Regions from separate parts of the Mus musculus genome. Here region 2 is linked to region 1. The links are chromatin contacts, found by Hi-C or POLR2A ChIA-PET in ENCODE. All regions are on one chromosome and are shown on one strand. The core of a region is the stretch at or near the end of the contact, and the rest is flanking DNA. Distances in the headings are between cores, read along the strand shown.

Region 1 (3,496 bases), core at 633-3,132:
CCTAAAACGACATAATTTATGGTAAGAAATTCAGGCCACTGAATGACAAGCTCAAATTTGATCCACACCATGACAAAAATACTTCTTGTCTTTTTTTTTTGTTTGTTTGTTTTTGACTCCTCCCTTTGTAGCAACTGCATTTCTTTAGTTTCTCCTAGAAGACAGGAAATCCTGACTCTTGAAAAAAATTACAATTCTAAAATTTTGTATGTGGCAGAGGTATGTACTATAGTGTGCCTGGGGAGGTCAGAGGAAAACTTGTTAGAGTCTATTTTCTGCCTCCACCATGTGGGTCTTAAGGAGCAGACTAAGATCATCAGAATTGGTAGCAATTGCCCTTACCCGCTGAACCCACTACCACCACCACCACTGCTGGCTCTTTAATTCTATTCTCTCCCCCAAATAAATTAATGAGATGTTTATTTGAGCATTTCCCAAGTATTTACTCAGTGCTAGACAAAAGAAAAAAAAATCCAAACATGATTCATGCTATTTGGATAAACAGAAGGGGGAAGGCAGAGAACTAACATTTAAGTAGATATGCTGTGATTAGCAGCGCTTTTGAATACCAGTAGAACCATATATTTTTTACTGTATAAAGGAATAAAAGAATTAATGGCAGTCGACAACTTAAGAGAGGAGAAGTAGGTGGGATAAGGAGCTGGTAAAAAGCAAGGACTGAAAATTGTGGGGAAAAAAGTAACAGGGAGGGAGAAGTCAAGAAGCTGAAAGAACTTGACAGTGTTAGCTTGGAGAGATGGGGAGGGGCTGTGACAGCCGAGGACCTGAGGACCTGAAGACCACGAGCACGTGTCGTGAAGATCTTGGGTGGGAAAATGACATCAGGTATCTGATGTGAATTACTGGGTAATATTAGGCAAATAGTGTTAACCTCTCTGGATCTGAGCATCAGATCAAAGACCCGAAGGTGAGAAGGACAGGAGACTAACAAGATTTAAACTTTGCAAAGCATTTCAGTGACTTCATGAAACCAATGCAATGGGTGGTAACACAGCAAGATAACCTTGGGTTCAAAGCCATTCCGCGAAATTTTAGCCAGATTCTGTCTTAAAAAAAAAAAAAAAGCCATAACTTGTTATTTGGATATCTCGTAATTAGCATATGAACTGACTTGAGGTTATACATATAAATAGTGTTTGACTTCTTCAGATATTTAATCAGATGCTCAGGAAGGCAAGTGAAAACACTTTAAGGAAATAAACCTGGTTTGTAAGCCAGTCTAGGCTGGAGGGTACTGAGGGGACAGCACCCCCGAGAGGGCGGGTAAAGGGCTCTTTGAAGTAAGGGATTCTCGGACTTGGTTCCTATTTACATCGAGACTGAGAAGACTAGAGGGTTGTAAACGAGAGTGACAGGATCAATAATGAACTAGGGGAAGAGTGAAGCCATCCTCGCGGAGACTGGACAAATTTCCAATTATGCAAAGGACCTGAAACAGCCTCAAAGGTCCGAGACCGCAGCCGGGAGTTTACCTGTCCTCCAGTACCGACTCTAGGGGCTCCACACCGTCAGTGTCCACGGCGTGCAGCTGATCCGCAAAGGCGATGGCTTTCTCTAGCCGGTCCACCGCCTCGCGGCTGCCGAAGTTCACCAGCGCCAGTCGCTCCAGATGCTCGATTACCGCGGGGGACACGCGACCGCTGCCCTGGGGGACGAGACGTGGAGCCTGGGTCCCCAGCCCCGCCGCCTGGACCTTTCCCTGTGGATTCGCTTTGGAAGCAAAGCTTCGGCCCGCGTCCAGCGGGGCCCGAAATCGCACACTCGCGGCCCGTGACCACATTTCTTTTGCTTCTCGGCCCCCGTAGGGACAGACGGTAGGGCGGCGCGCGCGCGGGGTGGGGGTGAGGGGGTGTGTGACGACATCAGAATGCGTCGCCGTCACCGCAGCTGCCATCACCGCCATGAACAGCGTCGGGGAGGCTTGCACTGACATGAAGCGCGAGTACGACCAGTGCTTCAACCGCTGGTTTGCTGAGAAGTTCCTCAAAGGGGACGGCTCCGGGGACCCGTGCACCGACCTCTTCAAACGCTACCAGCAGTGCGTGCAGGTGAGTCTCGCCCGGCCTCGCCGCAGCAGCCTGCCCTCCTCGGCCATCCCCCGAAACCGCCAGGCTGTCTCCACTTGACACACCGGGATGCCTTTGCGGTACTTTGCTTTATACAGAGTACATTAGTATTTTGTTGTTATTGCTCATTTATTTGGGATTCATTCCAAACGTGCAAGTAGCTATCATCCGTATCTTTAAAAAATTGGCGTGGCCGGGCGGAGGTGGCGCACACCTTTAATGTCCTAGCGCACGGGAGGCAGGGGCAGGCGGATCTCTGAGCTCGGGGCCAGCCTGGTCTACAGAGTGAGTTCCAGGACAGCCAGGGATATACAGAAAAACCCGGTCTCCAGAAAAAAAAAAAAAAATGTGTTCGCGTCTGCAATAAGGGTGGAGACAACTTCCGGGAGTCAGATTACTCCTTTCACATTTATATGGGTTCTGGGAATAAAGTTCAGGTCACTAGTCTTGGTGACAAGGCGTTCTATTATCTATCTATCTATCTATCTATTTTTTTCTATTATCTATATTTTACACATGGAAAAACTAGCAGTCAGAAATAGGAAGTGAATGGTTCAAAGGAACTAGAGTCTGATGACCTTGCTTATTTTGGTGGTGCGTCATTTCATTGTTATTAGGAGTGGATGGTGTTCACAGTTTTCTAGACCTAAGGTAAGGCATTGCAGAGGTCGCCTGTTTTGTTGCGATCTTTTCATTGCTCTGTTTTCCTCCGCCAATTACCTGTTGTAGCCAGTAAGATTTGATTTCAGACCAGCACTTCAAACTTAACCTAAAACTACCTCTCCATTCCAGAAGCTACCTTTAGTCAGTTCTCAGACAGGGATGGTAACTCAAGGTCACAGAGCCGATTCGGAGTGAACACTGTCACTAAGATAGAGATAGGCACCTGAACTGACCTTCAGGCCTCACCTCCCAAGAGCAGGTGTTCATACCACACAGGACTTACATTACAGTCTGTACAGTGGCACTGTTTTGTTAAAACAGGACTAAGCCGTACTCACTTTTAATCCTAGGATTCAGAGGCAGGCAGGGTGTGTGGGTCCCAGAATAGCCAGGGTTACAGAATGAGACCTTGCCTCAAAAAAAGGGTGCCCAGCTGGGCAGTGGTGGTGCATGCCTTGAATGGTGGGTTTCAAGCCCGTCCAGTTCAGTCTGGTTTACCTCTGTACCATTACACCTGTCACAAAACATGGACTGCAAGCTATCATGGACTGATAGTGCATTTTCTTCCTCCTTTAGAAAGCAATCAAGGAGAAAGAGATTCCTATTGAAGGCCTGGAGTTCATGGGCCATGGCAAAGAAAAGCCTGAAAACTCCTCTTGACCTGCCTGCCACTTGGAAGACATCAGTAAAGTGAGAGGCTTCTGGATTCTGTCAGGGAAGGCTGTGAAGCTGGCATGGGATTCCAA
Region 2 (3,496 bases), core at 688-3,187, 220 kb after region 1:
AGAGTCAGGATGTCTTTGGAAATGTAACGTAGCCATTATGTATGCACTTGGAAAAGTGCGTTTAGAGAAAGAGAGACATGGGGTTTGGATTTGACTGTGGAGCACAGTGGGGCCCACACAGTGGCCTTTGAACCTGTTTCTGCAGCCTTCTGAAATCATCAGGTGATTTAAACACTCTGGGCGCTTTCTTGTGGATAAAGTATTGCACCTCAGGACTTGGGGGGTGGGGATGGGGTGACGGTGGTAGCTTCAGGAACATGCACCAGCACTTAGTGCTGAGCATGGGGAATCCTTGTCATTAAAGAGCGACCTCAGCAGCCACTGATGCCTGCAGTTCTCAAACTGGACTGATCTTCAAAGGCACCAGGAAGCTTTAAAACAACAGACTGCTTGTTTAGCATGAACAAGGCCCTAGGTTCAATATCTTCCCCCATATATACACACTTATTTATATATGGATATTTATTTATTCATGGGTCTGGGAAGATGGCTCAGCAATTAAAAACAAGGCAGGAGTGAGACTGTCTCAGTAAAACAATTATCCAAATAATGTTGAACGACTGTGTGTGTATATATATAATGTGTATATATATATATATATATTATATATATATATATATATTATATATATATATATATATATATATATATATATGTGAAGAAGCTAGTTTTATGTATCGATTTTCTCCCGTATCCCTGGAAGGGAAAGCAAACGGTCAATAAAGTGGAAGTGCTTTTTAAGACAACACAGCAAGCGGCAGAACAAAGTTATGGATCCGGGTCTCATCTGGCCGCATGCCCTGCGTTTTGCCTGCTCAACAAATACTTATCTGCCCACTGTCTGGCAGGCACAGAATAAAATCTCTGCCCTGTGGAGCTTACCTTCCTGCAGGGAGAGGCTGACAAGCAGAATGTGGTGAATTATACAGCGAGTTAGATGGTGTAAGTGCTGCAGGAGAAGGTGGGAGAGTAAGGGAGAGTAGGTTTGGTTTTGCCCCCGCCCTTAAAATTTGAAATCAAGAATCAGGGCAGGTCTCCTTGAGTAGATAGCATTTGCAGCAAGATGTGGGGGAGGTGAGTTTCTCTGACCGAAGCTGGCCAGCACCATTCAAAAAGCTGTGAAGCCGGTGGTGGTGGCGCACACCTTTAATCCCAGCACTTGGGAGGCAGAGGCAGGCGGATTTCTGAGTTCAAGGCCAGCCTGGTCTACAAAGTGAGTTCCAGGACATCCAGGGCTATACAGAGAAACCCTGTCTCGAAAAACCAAAACCAAAACCAAAAAAAAAAAAAGGCATACTCTTGAAGGGGATAAAAGGGCAAAGGGATCAGGCGAGAGGCAAACACATCAGTAGGAAAGCAAGAAAACAGATTGCGACAGTGGAAACAGTCGTGTGGGACCTTGAGAATAGTCTACGTTTTAGGCGTTTACTCAGAGAAAACGGCAATCTTTGATTAACTTTGTGCGGGTGAAGATGTAGGTTTTGAAAGGAAGAACAAAACGGGCAGTGGTGGCGCACGCCTTTAATCCCAGCACTTGGGAGGCAGAGGCAGGCAGATTTCTGAGTTTGAGGCCAGCCTGGTCTACAAAGTGAGTTCCAGGACAGCCAGGATATACAGAAAAACCTAAAAAAATAAAAAATAAATAAATTAAAAGAAAGAAAAAAGAATGGAAGAACAAGAGGAGACTAGAGCATCAGCTAGGGTTTCGCAGAAAGTTGTTTTGCTGTACTGACTCGGTGACGCTGCAGGGCGGCTCCGACCCAGCAGAGGGCAGCAGGTCTGAAAGCGCGCCTCCTGCGGCCGGGTGCTGTCTTTACTTTCCCGACTTGCTGGAGTGGCAGCGGTCTCAGCCAATAGACGCGCATGTTTATTGAGTGAGGCAGGACAGTCGATGGAACCAGCCAATAGGCATGGACGACGTCGTCTTCGGGTTTCGAGGACCGCCTGGTTCTCCTATAAAAGGCACACGCGGGCATGCGGCCCGTCTCTCGCCAGGCGTCCTCGTTGGAGGTTGGGGGGTTGTTTTGTTGTGGGAGGGCGGCAAGAGCGCGGGGACGTTGCGGGTGGGAGCGATGGGCTCGGGAAGGATCGCGGCCGGGCTCTGCCCGTCCGGTCTACCGCCTGGCTTGTCGGATCGCCCGCGCTGCTGGCGGCCGCAGCCCGGGGCCCAGCTCTGGCGTGGCCGGCTTGGCCTAGGCCTGGGATCGGGGCCGGTGTTGGGGTTACCGGGCTCAAGCTGCCCCCTCTCTCTCCCCAGTGACATCGTCTTTAAACCCCGCGTGGCAATCCCTGACGCACCGCCGTGATGCCCAGGGAAGACAGGGCGACCTGGAAGTCCAACTACTTCCTCAAGATCATCGTAAGTGTGGAGCGGGCCGGGGACGCGCGGCTTCCGCCTCCGGGTCTTCCCGGGGCGGTCGTTGGCCACGCGCTTTAACAGAGTTTGGGCATCCTGGGGAAGTTCTGTAGTCTTGGGATCTCCCCCCCCCCCCCCCGCGTTCCAGAACTAGCTCGCTCACCCAGTTTTTCATCTCGTCGAGCCCTTCGCGTTTGTGCAAAGGGCTGAGACTGGAGTGATTCATCTTGTTGCCCATCTGAGACCTGCCAGTCAGGCTGCTGTTGAGTGACTTAATTACAAAAGGCCTTTGAGGTGGCTTTGAACCAGAGCTACCAGACTTTGTAGGTACCAGTCTGTTTTAGTTAACTTTTCTTTTTTTTTTCCGAGACAGAGACAAAGATTTTTGGGTCTGGTAGTACCTTTTATATTTCACAACCTAAGATCCCCCGACCTCTCTATAATTTGTTTTCTGTGCTTTTTAAGTCTGTCTCTTCCCTGATCAGAGTCACTTTGGTCACCCAGGCACGCCTTATTTAAAAAGTAAAGCTTAAGATTTACTTGAGGCAAGTCTTCCCCCTATAGCTCTGGCTGGCCTCGGATTAGCAATTAAGCCTTACCTGTCTTTACAGGTGTGGCACCACACCCAGCTAAAAGTTAATTTTTGGCTGTGACAGTAATTTTGTGATACTCGTAACCAGCAAGGAAGCTGGATCAGATAAAGACAGACGTTGGGCTCGGGTGGCTGGCTCCTAGCGAGAAGTGTCACACCTAGGGTGAAGCAATGGGGAGGTAGAGGTAGCAGGGTTTCGGGTTTTGCTGGGTATTTTTTGTTTGTTTTCCTCTCAATGTAGTTTTTCCTGGCTTCCTTCATAGCAACTTTTGGATGATTATCCAAAATGCTTCATTGTGGGAGCAGACAACGTGGGCTCCAAGCAGATGCAGCAGATCCGCATGTCGCTCCGAGGGAAGGCCGTGGTGCTGATGGGCAAGAACACCATGATGCGCAAGGCTATCAGGGGCCACCTGGAGAACAACCCAGCTCTGGAGAAACTGCTGCCTCACATCCGGGGGAACGTGGGCTTCGTGTTCACCAAGGAGGACCTCACTGAGATTCGGGATATGCTGTTGGCCAATAAGGTAAGGGGCTGGGACGATGAA

The links. A loop is a pair of places that touch in the nucleus more often than their neighbours do. ChIA-PET counts read pairs that join two places held with the same protein, here RNA polymerase II (POLR2A).
Region 2: a map of heart shows a loop between it and region 1 (2.5-fold over the local background). The contact joins the promoter of Rplp0 here to the promoter of Triap1 in region 1. A Hi-C loop is called at or near these places in 1 of 37 maps with a recorded cell type or tissue (heart). POLR2A ChIA-PET finds 5 or more read pairs at or near these places in 1 of 5 experiments (Patski).

The regions. Positions count from the first base shown.
Region 1 is chr5:115,339,349-115,342,844 of GRCm38, forward strand. Triap1 (TP53 regulated inhibitor of apoptosis 1) reads left to right here and starts at 1,883. Exons shown (of 2, transcript NM_026933.3): 1 at 1,883-2,069; 2 at 3,327-3,496. The coding sequence starts at 1,923. The coding sequence ends at 3,410. Gatc (glutamyl-tRNA(Gln) amidotransferase, subunit C) reads right to left here and starts at 1,813. Exons shown (of 3, transcript NM_029645.3): 1 at 1,494-1,813. The coding sequence starts at 1,801.
Region 2 is chr5:115,557,530-115,561,025 of GRCm38, forward strand. It overlaps Rplp0 (ribosomal protein, large, P0), which reads left to right and starts at 1,938. Exons shown (of 7, transcript NM_007475.5): 1 at 1,938-2,010; 2 at 2,258-2,359; 3 at 3,212-3,475. The coding sequence starts at 2,306.